Linked DNA regions of Homo sapiens: region 2 is linked to region 1. The links are chromatin loops, found by intact Hi-C in ENCODE. Cell type or tissue: IMR-90. All regions are shown on one strand.

Region 1 (8,000 bases):
GGATAGAGTCATGAATTGAACTAACTAGATGGAGACTTAGGAATATCATTTAGCAATTATCTTAAAAACTTAAAACAGATTTGTAAATATACCATGATAAATACACAGAGTGTTTTAAAACAATTTTATAAATATTAAAGAGTTTTAAAATCCCCCACAACAATCCCGATCACACTATTATTTTCTGAGTCAGGTCTTCTTTTAACCCTGCGCCAAGATCAGCATCAGTGAGGTGCCTCATGTGAAGGGTTCCACAGTTTGAATTTGTAGGTTTGGATGCTGAGAGCTTGGTTTCTTTGCCTGAAGGCCCCAGAGTTTGGTCACGTGTTGATAAGAAATGGTCACCTTGAACTTCTGCAAAGCATCCTGATGTGTTAGTCCAGCCATTGATTCACCATTGAGCTCCAGAATTTCATCACCTGTTTAGAGAGAGAAAGTGTAGCTAAGAAGAGTGTTGCCCAATCAAAGGGCATTATCATTACCTTTAACTCTAGTCTCCCCAACTGCCCGGCTTTTTGTATGATGCACGAAGCTCTGGAAGAACATTTTCTCATTTTGTGCTCTCCCCTTGCGAAGCAGGCAGGGCAGCAACATGGGCCTTCTCTGGCACCCACTCTCTTCCAGGGTGAAACCCAGGGTTCTTAGCCAGGCACACAAGTCCTGGCTGGATATGGTCCTTGCCCACCTCTTTGCTTCACCTCCTTCCTCCTTGTCTCCCTGACCCTCACACCATTTGCTCCCATGCATCATTTTCTGATGCAACACGACCTGCATTTTCCACAATGGTCTGTGCAGTTAAATGCTTGTCCATGCCATTTTCTCAAATAAAATATACTTCCACTTTCTCCTCCTATCCCTTCTTAATCTTTAGGCCCCTGCTACCTTTAGCTCCTTTCTATGTTCATGTCACACTGTACCTACTGCACTTGTCACCCTGGGTGGTGATCAATGGCCTGCACCCTCAGTCACTCCCTGGCCAGGCTGGCAGCTTGTTGGGGACAGGGATTTTGTCTTATTAGATGATATATCCCCAGGACCAATGCTGAATGAGGTCTACAGATTGCTCAGTGGATGTGGTTTGGATACGATTTTCCAGAATGCAATGTAGACCCCATTTTACAATAGAGAAAAGTGAACTCAGAGAAGTCCGAAGTCATATGGTAAAAATAAATAAATAAATAAATAAATAAATAAATAAATAAATAGGACTTGGATCTTTTGACTGCAAGTCCTTTTTTCACAACAGTATACTTGTAGGAGAATCATTCTTCCTGTAACCAAAAATCCATTTCTATGTGAACAGAAAACCACTTTCTCCCTTTCTTTCAATTTGTTCAATACACAAACAGGGAGCACTTTCTCTGAATTCAACATTGCACCAAGCAACTCAGATATAAATACTATGTTTACACTGACTTCTGGACCTGGTCGTTACTGATGAATCTGCTGTCGCCTAATCATGGTTCCATTGTATATGATCCATCCTTTTTCTCTGGTTTCTTTTAAGGTTTCTTTTTCTAGCTGGGCACTGTGGCTCACACCTCTAATCCCAGCGCTTTGTGAGGCTGAGATGGGGGCACCCTGGGCAACATGGCGAAACCCTGTTTCTACAAAACGTACAAATATTAGCTGGATGTAGTGGCATGCACCTGTAGTCCCAACTACTTCAGAGGCTGAGGTGGGGGATCACTTGAACCTGGGAGATCAAGGCTGCAGTGAGCTGTGATTGAACCACTGCACTCCAGCCTGGGCTACAGGATGAGATCCTGTCTCAAAAAAAAAAAAAGGAAAGAAAAGATTTCTTTTTCCTTTGTCTTTGATATTCTGCAGTTTTACTATGATGCACTAGAGAGAAAGGAAACATTTTGTGTTTCCTCAAGCAGAAATATCATGCCTTAAGTCAGTTCTTGAAAATTATAAGCCACTATCTTTTTGCATACTATCTCTCCCTTTTCACTCTATTCTTTCTAAAATTCCTATTAAATGTATTTTGGACCCTTTCAACCTATTCTCCATATTTCTTTAGTGCTCATCTTTTTCTTCTTTGATCTGCGTGGCCTACTGGATAATTTCCAGTTCACTAATTCTCCTTACAGCTGCATCTAATCTTCTGTTTAAGCCATCCATTGAGTTTTTTATTTCAATGACTGCTTTTTTTGCTCATTTCCAAAAGTTATTTTTTTCACTTCCACTTATTTTTTTTTTTACTGTTTCCGGTCTTGTCTTACAGTTTATATTCCTTTTTTTATCTTTTTAAAATGATTTTAAACATAGCAATTCTATAGTCTCTTTTAGATTGTTCTGTTAAGTTGTTAAGGGCTAACGCTCCTCTTTGTTATTTCTGCTGACTCTCCTCAACAGTGGACATTTCCTGATGTAGTATAGTATGTAATCTTTATAAACTCATTTTCAGGATATTCTGTTTTTCTATGGGATTCCCATACACCCCAGGTCACTGCCAGTTTTTCCTTTATTTCCATTTGGCACCCCAAGGTTTTCACTGGTTTGGGACTAGTTTTCATATTAATTTCTTACCTTGGCATTACCTTTGCTTTACAGGAACTATAAATGTAACCTGCATGCCCATATATGACACAATTTTGATATTCACTTTTTGGTGAGAGATGTTTTTGGCCAACTGAGGAGCCATGGGTAAAGTTAAGTTTCCTTGTTGCTCCCCTGGGGCCTGTTGGCTTTACTGAGGGGAAACTCTTTCATTATCAAGGCTGTGTGCAGGTTCTCAGAGCCTCACATGGACCCAAGGCTCTGTCCCCTCTGCCCATGTGGGCATTCAAATCTGAGTTCCAGCCCTTAAGGTCTATAAGCATCCAGCAGCCCTCCCCGCCACATCATCAACCCCTGAGTCTGCCATTCTTAGATTTAAAGTTGTTTCTTTGTTTCTTAGCAGCTGGGCATTTCCACGTCTTTATTTTGATTTTGGATGTGCTATATTATTTCACAAGTCTACGTATTGGAAACAGGGGCTGGAGGCAGGGTGGGGAGAGTATTCAGATCAGTTCCGTCTGTTAGGTTGCTGGAGCCAAAGTGAAAAATAAAAGGAACCAGTCCTTGTCATTGTGAGACTCCAAGTCTGGGAAGGAAAATAGATACATTTAAAACATCAGAATATAATTACATGTGTGCTGAAAGAAGGATAGACAACAAAAATTCAGAATGTCCATTCTTAATTACCTAAGGGGCTAGACTTCTCTTTAAGTTATTAGAATGTCCATCTTACTGGGGCCACACAGCCCAGCTCTGGGCTTTTTGGAATGTCCTGTCCTTATTTGGCTATATCTGGTAAAAGCTGGCTGATTAGGTTTTGCCAAATAAATCTTACACAATAGTTTCTTGGAAGGGGAATAAAAGTAAAACATTAGTAGCCTTGATCTGTACACCAAACTTTTGTTGCAACTAATGTATTTGCCCTGAATTCAAGATTCAAATATTTACTTTTAAAAGAAGTTACAAAAGATGATTTGGTCAATGTTTGAGGCTAGAATCAGGGATCATATACTAGCTGAGAGTCTTGACTCATTGAAATCTTCAATTTTTATGATTGCTGTTAATTAAGGGAGGCAAATGCTCAGAAAAAATAAAAAGTTTGGCTTGGGCAGGCTTACATTCAGGAAAGAGAACAAAACACAATATTCTCTTTTCTTGCCACTTCAACCCTTCCCCCACCCCTTTGTTTAAACACAGAAAAGTACAAAAGATAATAAAACACATGATGGCACACTCCCAATTCTGATCCCACTGTTCTTTTTTCCTCTCTTTGACATTTCCTCTCCACCACCCTCTTGATTTAGCTATTCCCCTAGAACGGCATCTGGGCCCTCCCCTCCCCTCCCCTCCCCTCCCCTCCCCTCCCCCCCCTCCTCCCCCGTCAACTGCTTGGTAACTTCAGCTGTTTTTCTAATGTCCATGCTCCCCAAATGTCTGCATTCACTTCTAACTCCCTGAACGGAGAGAGAACGGATGTCATTTCCCTGCTGGACAGCGCCATCTCGTGGTCATCCAGGGACATCGCTCTCCCTTCTGCCACTCAAACCTACACATCCTGGTTTGCCTTCCTTTTCCTCCTCCTCCTCCAGTGCCTCTTACTCTATATAAGGCAATGTCTTTCTCTAGTTTACTAAGACCAGAAACCTTCCAGTTCTCTCTGACCCGCCCCGCCCTTTGCGACCTCTGCTCAGGCTCTGTCACTTCTCTCATCTGCTCCCTTCTCCTCCCAGGGTTACCGCCTCTGTGCAGTCCTTGGAGCTGGAGCCTGGGGCTCACAATGGCCCACTTCATCCTACACTCTGCTTCCTGAAGCCTCTGAAAACCCTGGTCACAGCAGGTCCCTCCCATAGTATAAAAACCTTCAAAGGCTCGCCATTGCCCACACCCTAAAATCTGTATGTGTAATTCTGCATAGTGCTCGGGTTGATAAACTTTTTCTGTAAAGACCCAGATGGTAAAAGTTTTAACCTTTGTGAGCTGCAACCACTCCACACTATGCTGTAACATAAAATCCATTTCTATGTGAACAGAAAACCACTTTCTCCCTTTCTTTCAATTTGTTCAATACACAAACAGGGAGCACTTTCTCTGAATTCAACATTACACCAAGCAACTCAGATATAAATACTATGTTTACACTGACTTCTGGACCTGGTCGTTACTGATGAATCTGCTGTCACCTAATCATGGTTCCATTGTATATGATCCATCCTTTTTCTCTGGTTTCTTTTTCTAGCTGGGCACTGTGGCTCACACCTCTAATCCCAGCACTTTGTGAGGCTGAGATGGGGGCACCCTGCTGAGATGAAAGCAGCCCTGGATGACAGGTACGTGGATGAGCGTGCTCGAGTCCCCAGAAGGCTTTTTTATGGATACTAAAATTTGGATTTCATTTCATTTCCACATATCATAAAATAATCAAAAACACTTTTAAATTTTCAACCATTTAGAAATGTAATAACCTTTCTTTGTTCATGAGACATTGAAAACAGGCGGTGGGCCAGATTTGGCCCACAGACTGTAGTGTGCCTACCCTGCCCTAAGCAAGTTAGATGATTAAAGGTGGTTAGGCTCCCAGCATAGCTTATAGAAAGCGAGCTGACAGAGAAGAGTGAAAATGCTATGAAGTCACTTCTCTTCAGACCTCTGGTGTATGGCCCAGTCCTTGGCCTGCAGTGGGTACTCTCTGCCCTGTGACTTCCAGCCCCTGAACTTTGCCTCCTGAGTTGAAACCTGGCAATTTCTTTGGGCCAAACCTGTTGCTCAATAATCCATGAATGACTTTAGGGTGGAGGTGGGGGTGGGGGGAACCCTGACTCTACAGGACAAGAAGACAGGCAGCTCTGTTTCCCTGGCCCCTCACTCCCAGGATGGATGAGGCTTCTGTCTTGTGAGGATATGAAAGAGTTGAGAGGGGGTGGGTTGATGGAAGAAAGGTGGGTGGGGAGTGGAAGAGAGGGTCCCTGTGGCAGATCATGAGCTCTTCAGGAATCATGCCTGATTGTTTCTATCTGTATTCCTAGACCCTAGGATTCAGTAGGCTCCTAGCAAATGTTTATCAGACTCATCCGTTACAAGGGTTGGAAGCATTGAACCTGGTTTCCCTATGGTTGTGGGTTAGGAAGGACAGGGAGAATGAAGGAGAGGGGGTGTTAACGGATCCCAGCAACTGAGACAGGATCTTGGATGGAAAGGGAAAGACAGCCGAGAGAATGGGTGAGAGGAGGGAAGGGTCAGAAACAGACCCCTCAGACTTCAGTCCCACCCAGGCTGGCCCCAAGACCAGCTAAGGGGTAACGGTGCCAGGGGCTAAATGTGCAAACATGCACAACCAACCTGCCAGTCATAATGAAGACCCCCTCGGGGGAGCTGTGTCCCCATTGCTTGCAGACCCCAGGATGCATGCTGGCCGTATCCTGACAACTCAAGACACATTTTGCATTCCCAACATCTTCTATGGCCCCAGCAATTCTGGATTCTGCTTCTGATTCCTCCACCATGGTCTGAAAAGGGCTGGGAAGCCTACCTTCCTGTAGCCTTCCATCGGCTGCTGCTGCTCCCCCTGCAAAAATGGTTTTGACGTAAATCCCAATGGGGCCATAAATGCTGTCTTTTCCCCCAACGATGCTGAAGCCCAGACCCTGGGGAAAAAAAGAGAAGGTCTGATTTAGGGGTAGTATTCCATGCTTCTCATTGGCCTGATGCCTTCTGAGGGCCTGCCTCAGCCCTGAACAAAGGGATTGGGAAGGAGAGAAGGTGCCTTTGGTCTCAGAGGTCTCAGAGGTTAACAACAACAACAACAACAACACCAACAACAACAACAAAAATAGGAAGAGCAGCGGCATGAAGGCCAGCCTGGGCTGGGTAGTGTCTGGAGCTTTCGCGGGAATCTGAAGTTTCCCACACAGAGGGAGGCTGGATGGAGACCAGCACCCTGGCTCTGTCCCTCCAGTTGGCAATCCTGGGCCAATCACTTTCTGCTTCTGAACCTCAGTTTCCCTCCTTTTAAAATAATAATGATATTACCTAACTCACAGGGTTGTGTTTGAAAGTAAAATGCCTAGCAACAATCATAAAAATACCAACAATAGTAATAATAGTAGCAGCTTTACAATGTAGCCCTTCTCCCACCAAAGGCCTTCTCAATCCCCTTCTCAAGGACATCCCTCCAATCACGTGCTCTCCCTCCTGCACCTGCTCTATCTGCCATTGTCCTAGGTGATTCCCATGAGCCAACAAACATATCCTGGAATTGTACAGGTGGCTCTGGGAGAATAAACTCATAGCTCAGCAGATAGTTCCAGCTGGGGAGCAGCCAGAAGGCAGTAGAGAAGGCCAAACAGGAATAAGTCCCGGGAAAGGTTGAGTGAGGTCTACAGCAGGAAGAGAAGGGAGGGTGGGCACAGCTTCCCCTGCAAATCGGCCAGTGAGTTCACAGAATGGCCTGGCAGACCTGAAAAGCAGCAAAGGAAATCCATGTGACTTGCTCAATTTTGTTGAGGACTAAGGCACCCCATGCCGCCCTAGAGGGCATAGCTTGAGTCTAATAAGCAGCTTTCTAGACTATAAGCTCTCTGAAGACAGTAAATGCATCTTATTTCTGTGTCTGGCCTCAGGCAGGTGCTCAAGAAGCACGTATTACAGGATAAAGGCATAAATGCACCTGGAGGCCAGGCTTTTGGGTCCAACGTACAAGCATGCCAGGCAGTGGCCAGTAGCTTGGCTCCTAGACAGACCCTTTAAAGTGATGGCCACTGCTGTAACAGAACCATTGCTCATGGGCAGTTTACTTCAGGCCAGAGCCGCTGCGCTGATTAGGAGCATCACCCCGTGCCACAGAGACAACACGCTGTCCTCCATCTTCTTGACACTGTAGGGAGTCAGTGGGAGAGCCGTGGGGATGAGCAGCTGTTCTAAGCCTCTGGTGAAGGTGGTGTGTGTTCCAGGATGGGCAGGACAAATGGTGTCCGGGAGTAGCACAGGCTTAGGAAAAGGTGAGGTAGGAGCCCCTTCAGGGCTCCTCCACGGGCCCCTAGCCTTGTCCTGGCTGAGACGGCTGCTCTAGACTCAAAGTCTCACCCATCCTGGGGACTCAGGATGGCGTCATGGTTAAGAACAAGGCCCAGGGGTCAGACAGCCTGGGGTCATTGCCTTGGTTCGGCTCCTCACTAACCAAGTCACCTTGGACGAGTCCTGCAACCTCCCAGGTCCCCCGTCTCCATATCTATATACACACATACACACAGAGATATTCATTAGAGATAGCGTCTCCCTCTGCTGCCCAGACTGGAGTGCAGTGGCTCTATCACAGCTCACTGTGGCCTCAAATTCCCGGACTCAAGCAATCCTCCCACCTCAGCCTCCTGGGCAGCTGGGACTACAGGCATGTGCCAGCATACCGGGTTAATTATTTTATATATTTATTTATTTATTTTATTATTTTATTTTATTTAATTTATTTTATTTTATTTATTTTTGTAGAGACAGGGTCTTAC
Region 2 (8,000 bases), 210 kb before region 1:
CACGAGAAGACTTGTGCCAAAGGGAACACAAGCCCTTACATTGTGCTTTCAGCTTCTAATACAAGTGAATAAATCCTGCTGCTATAATTTGATAACTTCTGGGTTTATTTATCATTTCTTCTGCAAATCTCACTTGAATCGCAGTTTTAGAACCTCTGTCATTTGTCGTTAGGACTAATTGCTCCCAGGAAAGGAATCTGGCTTCTGATGGGAAGGCTTGAAGGAAGGGCTTGCTGAGGCTGAGCTGGCAGATGGCTCTCTTTCCCAGGCCTTTGCTTTTGCCAACACACATCGCCAGGCCATGATGGACAGTAGGGAGAGGAGGAAAGGGCTGCTTGCCAGTGTGTGAGGGAGGCTTGACACTATGGCTCCCAGTGCAGGAGGAGCCTTTGGAGAGCCACGATGACCCAGCTCCGGCCACCTTCCTGCTGCCGCATGCTCAGGAGCCATGCACAAGGCCACAGATGTTATGAGGCTAAACTCCTTGGCCCTCTTTAGAATGTGGCTGAGGAATGATACTGGCCACACTGGAGTGGAGAGCTATGGACTTTTTTCTATGGAGGGTGAGCAGAGCAGTTTTATCAATTTGACTGTAATGACCCACACTGAATTAATCTCACCTGAACTAGCAGTGATGTCTTGATTTTCCTGCATCAAGTCCTGAGAAGTGTGAGGAAAATATGGAGAAAACAGAGAATTATATTTTAAGCATAGGCTGCTTTTTTGCAGGTTGTACCTTTGACGCCAATAACCAACATTGTTTCTAGCAAGGTGTGAGTCACAGGCAAAGAAATGTAAGAGTATCTAAGAGGGTGAGTAGGCAAAGACACCATATTGGGGGCATGGGAACAGACCACACACAGTAAGAGACTTGAATGTTTGGTTTTTGTTTGTTTTTTGGTCAGGTCTGCCATTGTGCATGAAAGTTTCAATTTTGCCTAATGTAGGAAAAGAACTCAAATATCTCTTTGTTCTTTATAGATTCTTCTTCAAGTCAGTAACTCTATACAGGAGTCCAGCTTTCTCTAGCCAGCCAACTAAAACAAAACCCTGTAGCGCCTGCCCGGAGCTATCACACATACCCCATCATCCCCTGCACCACATCTCCTGAGAAGCTGCTGAAATGACTTTTTCTGGAAGTCTCTGGGGACTAACAACCAGTCCTAACATCTTGGGCACTGCTTGTGATGGCTACATTTATGTGTCAACTTGGCTGGGCCATGGTGCCCAGATTATTTAGTCAAACATGATTCTGGATGTTTCTGTGAAGGAGTTTGGGAATGAGATTTACATTTAAACGGGTGCACTTTGAATGAAGCAGATTGCCCTCCAAATGCGGCTGGGCCTCATCAAGGTAGTTGAAGGCCTGAATAAAGACTGACCTCCCTGCAGCAAGAAGGAATTCTCACAGCAGATGGCTTTTGCACTTGGACTGCAACTTTTGCCTGGGTCTCCAGCCTGCCTGCCTACCTTGCAGATTTTTAGACTTGCACCTTCAAAATCATGTAAGGTAATTCCTTAAAATGAATCTCTCTCTACCTATCTATCTATAGATATATATGTAGAAAGAGGGAGATTTTTATGTACGTACGTCCTATTGGTTCTGTTCCTCCCAAGAACACTGCCCAAGAGTTTCTGTAAAGATGGCACCTTTGGGGTCAAGAATTAAGATAATACACAAAATCATACACATCATGACACACATATCATGTCATAACATCACGCACATCTGTACACATTTTGTTGAGCATTCTTTCAGATAACTCTATATCGGTGCATATTCTCATTCACACTTACATGTGGACAACTTTGAGAAGGCATCACTATATACAGCTGTTCTATAAGTAGCCTAGTGCATTGAACCACATGTCATGAACACCCCTGATCACAAGATGATTTTTTTTTATTAAATGGCTCCCAAATACCATTATATATTTGAGTTCCATTTTGAAGGACACATAGATTATTTCTAATTTTTAACTATTAAACATAGTTCGGGCTGGGTGCAGTGGCTCACATCTGTAATCCCAGCACTTTGGGAGGCTGAGGCAGGAGGATTGCTAGAGCCCAGGAGTTCGAAGCCAGTCTGGGCAACAAAGTGAAGCTCTCATCTCTACAAAAAAATAATAACTGGGCATCGTGGTGTGCACCTGTGGTTCCAGCTACATGGAAGGCTGAGGCAGAAGGATTGTTTGATCCTGGGAGGTCGAGGCTGCAATGAGTCATGTTTGCACCACTGCCCTTCAGCCTGGGCAACAGAGAGAGATTCTACCCCAAAAATAAATAAATAAAATAAAATACTTCTATGAAAACTAGCTTTTCCTATATGCTTCTTACATCTGGGTGCTTATCTGCTAAAGGGAAATTGCTTGACGTGGGATTGTGAGATCACAGGGCCAAACTATGCAGAAAAAAGAGTATGATGATTTACACATTCACAGATAGTAAAGGAGAATGCCCATCTGCCCACATGCTTTGTAACATTGGAACTTAGGTCTCTGATAAGCTGAGTAAAGCCCAAAGAATACCCAGACAGGGCTGGCTCGGGCAGGGAGCTCCTCTCCTCCCCTCCCTGCCTTCCTTCTTTCACTGTCCACTCTTGCTCTTACTTCAGCCTCCTTGTATCTTTCCTTTTTACCAAATATGCCCCACTCATCCTACCCCAGTGTGTTCAGTTATTCTGTCCCCATCACCTGTCATTGCCCTGCCCTCACCTCTGTCCAGATCTCCTCCCTTCCAGGCCACCCATGTCAAGGAAGGCCCACGGGATGCCTTCTCAGTCACCACTAGTCTCTGCCCACAGCTCTCGGCCTTTTCTCTCCTAGGGTCCCTGGCGTGCTCTGTCTTTATTTAACAATATTTGTATCCTGGGTTTGTTTCCTTCCTGAAAACTCCTGGAGGGCAGAAACTCGTCTCATGGATCTTTATACTCTGCAGCAGCTCCTCCCAGTGCAGGAGAACCAATAAATATTCAATGACCTGTCTTGGCGGATGCCTCTGTCACTAGCAGCCCTACCAGGGAGGCGAGGCACAGAGGGTGTTTGACAGCTTCTCAGCCGCCTTAGCGATATTTTTGGTAGAAAGAGGTGGGAGGTTTGGGTTAGGGAGGGTACGGTTAAATGCTATCTTGGGCAAATGTAAGCTTGTTCTCACTTTCTTTTATTTGCCACCACCATGTAAATCCACATCTCTCCAATCTCTGGATCCCTGGTCTGCCCTGGAGATTTGGTTTGGGTTTGGTTTGTAGTGTGCCCTGAGATTCCAGAACCACTTGAATGGACAGCATTTGGCCTAGGATGGATCCCCATTGACTGGGGTTGTCAAGTATCCCATGGTGCTGGTACACAGTATCCTTCCAGGCATCTTTTTGCAAACCACAAATGAAGGTAACTCGTCAATTCCAGAGGTAAAAGTTGTGCAGATTTATCTATCCATATTGAAGGGACAGGAGAAGAAAACGAGAATTAGTAAATGAAGCAAAATATACTCTATCCTCACCAAAGACATCAAGCTGCAACCAGAACGCTTTCAGTAATGAGAACAATGCAGACACTCCGGAAGCCCCTGCGAAAGTCAAAGCTGACATCAGAAGTCCCGCCTCTCTCTGGGCTCTTGGGGATGGGGTGGGGTGGCTGTTACCTCCTAGTGGAACTGTGGGTTGGCACAGAGGCCCCAGTACTTCATGCAGGGCTATGGTCTCCACCTGCTTACAGTGTTGTCTTCTAGCAAAGATGAGAGAATGAGTTCTAAGTTAATTTTGCACGCCCAGTTCTGCTTTTTGATGGACATGACTATGCAAATACTGCCCCCTAGTGGGGATTTATAATAATGCACCGCATAATCTCAAACTACACAGTTTAATATGTGGAAGGGATATTGGAATTCTGTCCAAACTGCTTGTCTCATCGTTGAGGAAATTGAGGCCCAGATACAAAAAGTGACTGTCCCAAAGTCACAGGCTAAGTGGAAAGCTTAGAACTAAACCTCAATTTCCACCCTGTAATTTGTAACATCTCTGGTCACAATCAATGAAAATATTTTCTCAGAAAACTATGCATTTCTTGGGAGAAAAACACTCTTAGAAAAAGCCACTATCCTTTGTTTTGTTATATTCAGAATTAGGCCTTTGACGATTTTTCAGGGTTTTTGTTTTTTCTGATAAGTAGTTTAAGTACAAAATCTATTAGTGGGTTCATTGTGGTTTTTGCTTTATTCTTTACATGCACAACTAATTTTGAAAGGCGAATCATAGCAAGAAAATATATATATAATTACCTAAAAGATTTAACTTGTGAAAACAACTGTTCTTTAGTGTTTAAAATTTGGGGATACTGTTACTGTCATCTGAAGCAAAAAAAAAGAAGAAAAGTCAGCACTCAGTTACCTTATACATTTTCTTTTGCTTTTTAAATTTATTTCTTATCACATTCAAAAAAGTGGAGAGCAGGGTAGCCCTCAGAACACCTTCCGTCTCTCTCTCGCTTCCCTAACCCAGTTGTGAAGACTTCTCAGGCCTTCAGGTATACAGGGACTGCAGCATTCATTTGGTTCTCTTTTACTGAGACTAACAATCTTTGTTTATTTTACTGATGAATTCAGTCCATTTACTGACACATTTGTGTTAATTTCTACCGTTTTATTTTGCCTCATATTTCTACTGTTTTTCCACTTTTTTTTTTCTTTTTTTTTTTTTTTTTGAGATGGAGTCTTGCTCTGTCTCCCAGGCTGCAGTGCAGTGGCGTGATCTCAGCTCACTGCAATCTCCACCTTCTGGGTCCAAGGGATGCTCCTGCCTCAGCCTCCCGAATAGTTGGGATTACAGGCACATGCCACCATACCCAGCTAATTTTTGTATTTTTAGTAGAGATGGGGTTTTACCATGTTGTCCAGGCTGGTCTCGAACTCCTGACCTTAGGTGATCCGCCAGCCTCGGCCTCCCAAAGTGTTGGGATTACAGGTGTGAGCCACCGCACCTGGCCTGTTTTTCCACTTTTTACCCACTTTTGATTTGTGGTTGTCCCCTTCCCTCCCCCGGCCCCATATCTCTTAATGCAGTTCTGGAAATTGTAGGTTACCAGACACTGCCGGGGCAGATGTCAGCTCCGGTAGATGCTTATTCAAATGCAGTCCCATTTTTATGCAGCTTCTGGAGCAGAAAATACTTCCTTATTTTCCTGTAAGCCATGCTATGCTTAGAAAAGAATGTTTTATTTACTTTTTGTTTGGTTGTTTTGGATCTGGCATTTTAGGTGTGCTGCTATTTTCTCAGAAAGAATACTCTTATTTTTTGCTCTATCTATTCTCTCATTCATTCAGTCACTCATTCAACGAAAATTTATTGAACATCAAATAAGTGCCAATATTGTTTTAAATGGATCATACTGTAGGTCTATTTGTATTCTGCTTTCGTTTGCTTAGGATATTGTGGACACATTTTCTGGTCAATATTTAATTCAATTTAAAATCATTTTCATTAGTTTATATCATTTGTTTTCATTTATATTGATAATACATCTAATTCTCAATTAATAGACACTAAGATTATTGCAAAAAGTACCTATTACAATAAGCCTTGTGATGAACATCATTGTGGGAAAAGCTTTATGCACAGATACAGTTATTTTCACAGGAAACAAAATACGTGGAATTTGTGTCTCAGAGGATAAAATAAAAGGCCAAAGGATGAGAATTTCATATATTTGAATCAGGTACATTTAGTGATCCAGAGCATACTTATCTTATTTGGGATGGGGAGAGACTTTCTAAGAAAAGTTTTAAATAAAACAAAACTAAAGAAAATGTTGAATACTAATGACTACATAAAAATTAAAAATTTCTGTACATAAAAACAAAAATTAAATGGCCCACAATAAAATGGAAATATATTCACAGTGCAGAATAGGGGTTAGCAAGGGTCAAATCCTGCGGCCTCCTGTTTTTAAAATAAAGTTTTACTGCAACACAGCCACACCCATTCATTTGTGTATTGTCTATGCTGCTTTCACACTAGAAAGGCAGTGCTGAGTCGCTGTGATTTGCAAGTACTTTAGTACCTAAAGTATTTACAATGTAGCCAATTACAGAAAAAGTTTTCAACCTCTGCTGTAGATGACAGAAGTTTATTATCCTTCATATATAAAAACTCTTACAATTCAGTAAGAAAGCATACTTAATTGAACAAACATCTACTCAATATCTAGCTCTTTGCTGGGTCCTATTGTTGGGAACAGTAGAAACAAGATAGACAGTCCCTGCCCTCATGGAGCTGATCTTGAAAGGGGATCAGGCAGGTAATAGAAATACATTAACAAGCGAATGCATTTATGTAATGCCACACATTGGTAAATGCTGTGAAGAAGCTTAAAAAAAATGGCAATTAAAAAACTGTGTTGGGCCTGGGACCGGGAATGTCCTTGGCTAGAAGATAGTTTTGTCTGCGGTACTCACCGAAGGCCACTCAGTGGAGTTAACGTTTGAGCTTACAATCCTTACAATCAGGATTACTTTGTAGGGTTAGGAGCAGGTAGTATTAATACCACAAAAAAGTTGGGTGTTGGTATTGTGCTACGTACCCTTCTAGAGTTATATCCATTAATCTAAAATAGTTATACATCTACTGAATGTTGCTAAATGAGAAGAGATCTTCTACAGACTGCTATATAATTTATTTTACTGAAGTATAATTTAATAAATTGAATGACTACAAATTACTTAACAAACCTGCTATGATTGAACAATTTGCTCTGCTTTTCAGTTACTGTCCCCTCACAATGCATGAAAGACTTTGTGTAGCAGAGCCTTACGGTTAATTTTTGACCTAATTATTTCCTTGGGAAAGCTTCCTAGAAGCAGAATTGCTAGATCAAAGAAAATGCACACGTTTAAGACTTTTGAGATACACTGAAAAACCTGAGTTTCAGACAGTGTAGAGTTATTTGCATTTCTTCTAAAAGTGAATAAGATTGCCCATTTCTCCTAGTGCCATGAAGGCATTCACATTATTTTCCATGTGATATGGGCAAATGTTATTTTTCATATTTTAGTTTCCATAATTTTTGTTCAGGTCAAATATTTATATGTTTATTTGAATTCATCTTTGGAGAAACTTCTCTTTAAAGTCTTTACCGATTTGTCCATTGTGTTTTTATATTTTTATTGATTTGAAAGAGCCCTTTACATGTTAAAGACAATAACCTCTTAGCCAGTTTATTTCTCTCTAAATTCTTTTCATGATGGCTTTGATAACAAAATAATTTTTGGTTCAATTAATCTAAACCACTTTTCTTTGTGATTTCTGCCTTTGATGTCATTCATAAATAGACCTTTCCTAATTAGCCTGTATTTTCATCTACTACTTTCATACTTTTATTTTTGAAAGTTAAATCTTAGCATATTTACTATCTAATTTGGTATAACACATAAGCTAGATTCTATGTTCTTTTTTCCCCCAAATGTTTAAGCCAATTGATTCAATGGCATTTACTAAATAATCTTTATTCTTTCTCAGGAATTTGAACTCACACCTTTTTCATCTGCTAGGTTTACATTATGTGCTTGTCTATTTTCTGGATTTTAATTCTATCTATTTCTGTGCTGGTTTCATAGTGGTTAAATTATTTTAACTTCATCTTCTATTTCTATTTGTAACTCAAATTTATTACTCTTCCTTTTGTACTATTTTCAATCATTTTTCTTTGAGATAAAGTTTTGTTTTTCTTTATTTTCAATTTCCAAAACAAGTCATTTAAAAATTTTAAAGCTGTGTTCAAATTATAGATATACTTGGGATGGACTGAGAACATTAAATTATCTTCTCAAGCAAAATTTCCATTTATTCTGATTTTCCCACTCCTCAGTAAATGTTCATATATATATATATATATATATATATATATAAACAATATTGACAGTAAATGTTAACATATATGTGAGCATAAAAATATATGACCTGCCTATTTTCTGTCAATATTGTTTCAAGATTTTTTATGCTTCTAATATGA

Evidence for each region. Hi-C counts contacts between places; a loop is a spot of excess contacts. Peaks named below come from ENCODE experiments on the same cell type or tissue, not always from the same donor. Only the 100,000 strongest peaks of a DNase experiment are listed, where the experiment ranks them.
Region 2: a loop joins it to region 1, with 9 times the contacts of the local background. A loop is called at or near these places in 20 of 110 quality-filtered maps.

Annotation. Positions count from the first base shown.
Region 1 is chr15:81,271,236-81,279,235 of GRCh38, reverse strand. IL16 (interleukin 16) reads right to left here. Exons shown (of 19, transcript NM_172217.5): 6 at 6,032-6,146; 7 at 346-419. Among named protein-coding and RNA genes, the nearest start is that of STARD5, 49 kb to the left of the region's middle. RefSeq lists enhancers at 3,854-4,148, 3,874-4,168. In IMR-90, a CTCF peak has its summit at 4,011 (motif pointing left); a DNase peak (open chromatin) is centred at 3,985; H3K27ac peaks cover 517 bases.
Region 2 is chr15:81,476,563-81,484,562 of GRCh38, reverse strand. No RefSeq gene overlaps it. Among named protein-coding and RNA genes, the nearest start is that of TMC3, 110 kb to the right of the region's middle. In IMR-90, a CTCF peak has its summit at 3,810 (motif pointing left); a DNase peak (open chromatin) is centred at 3,792.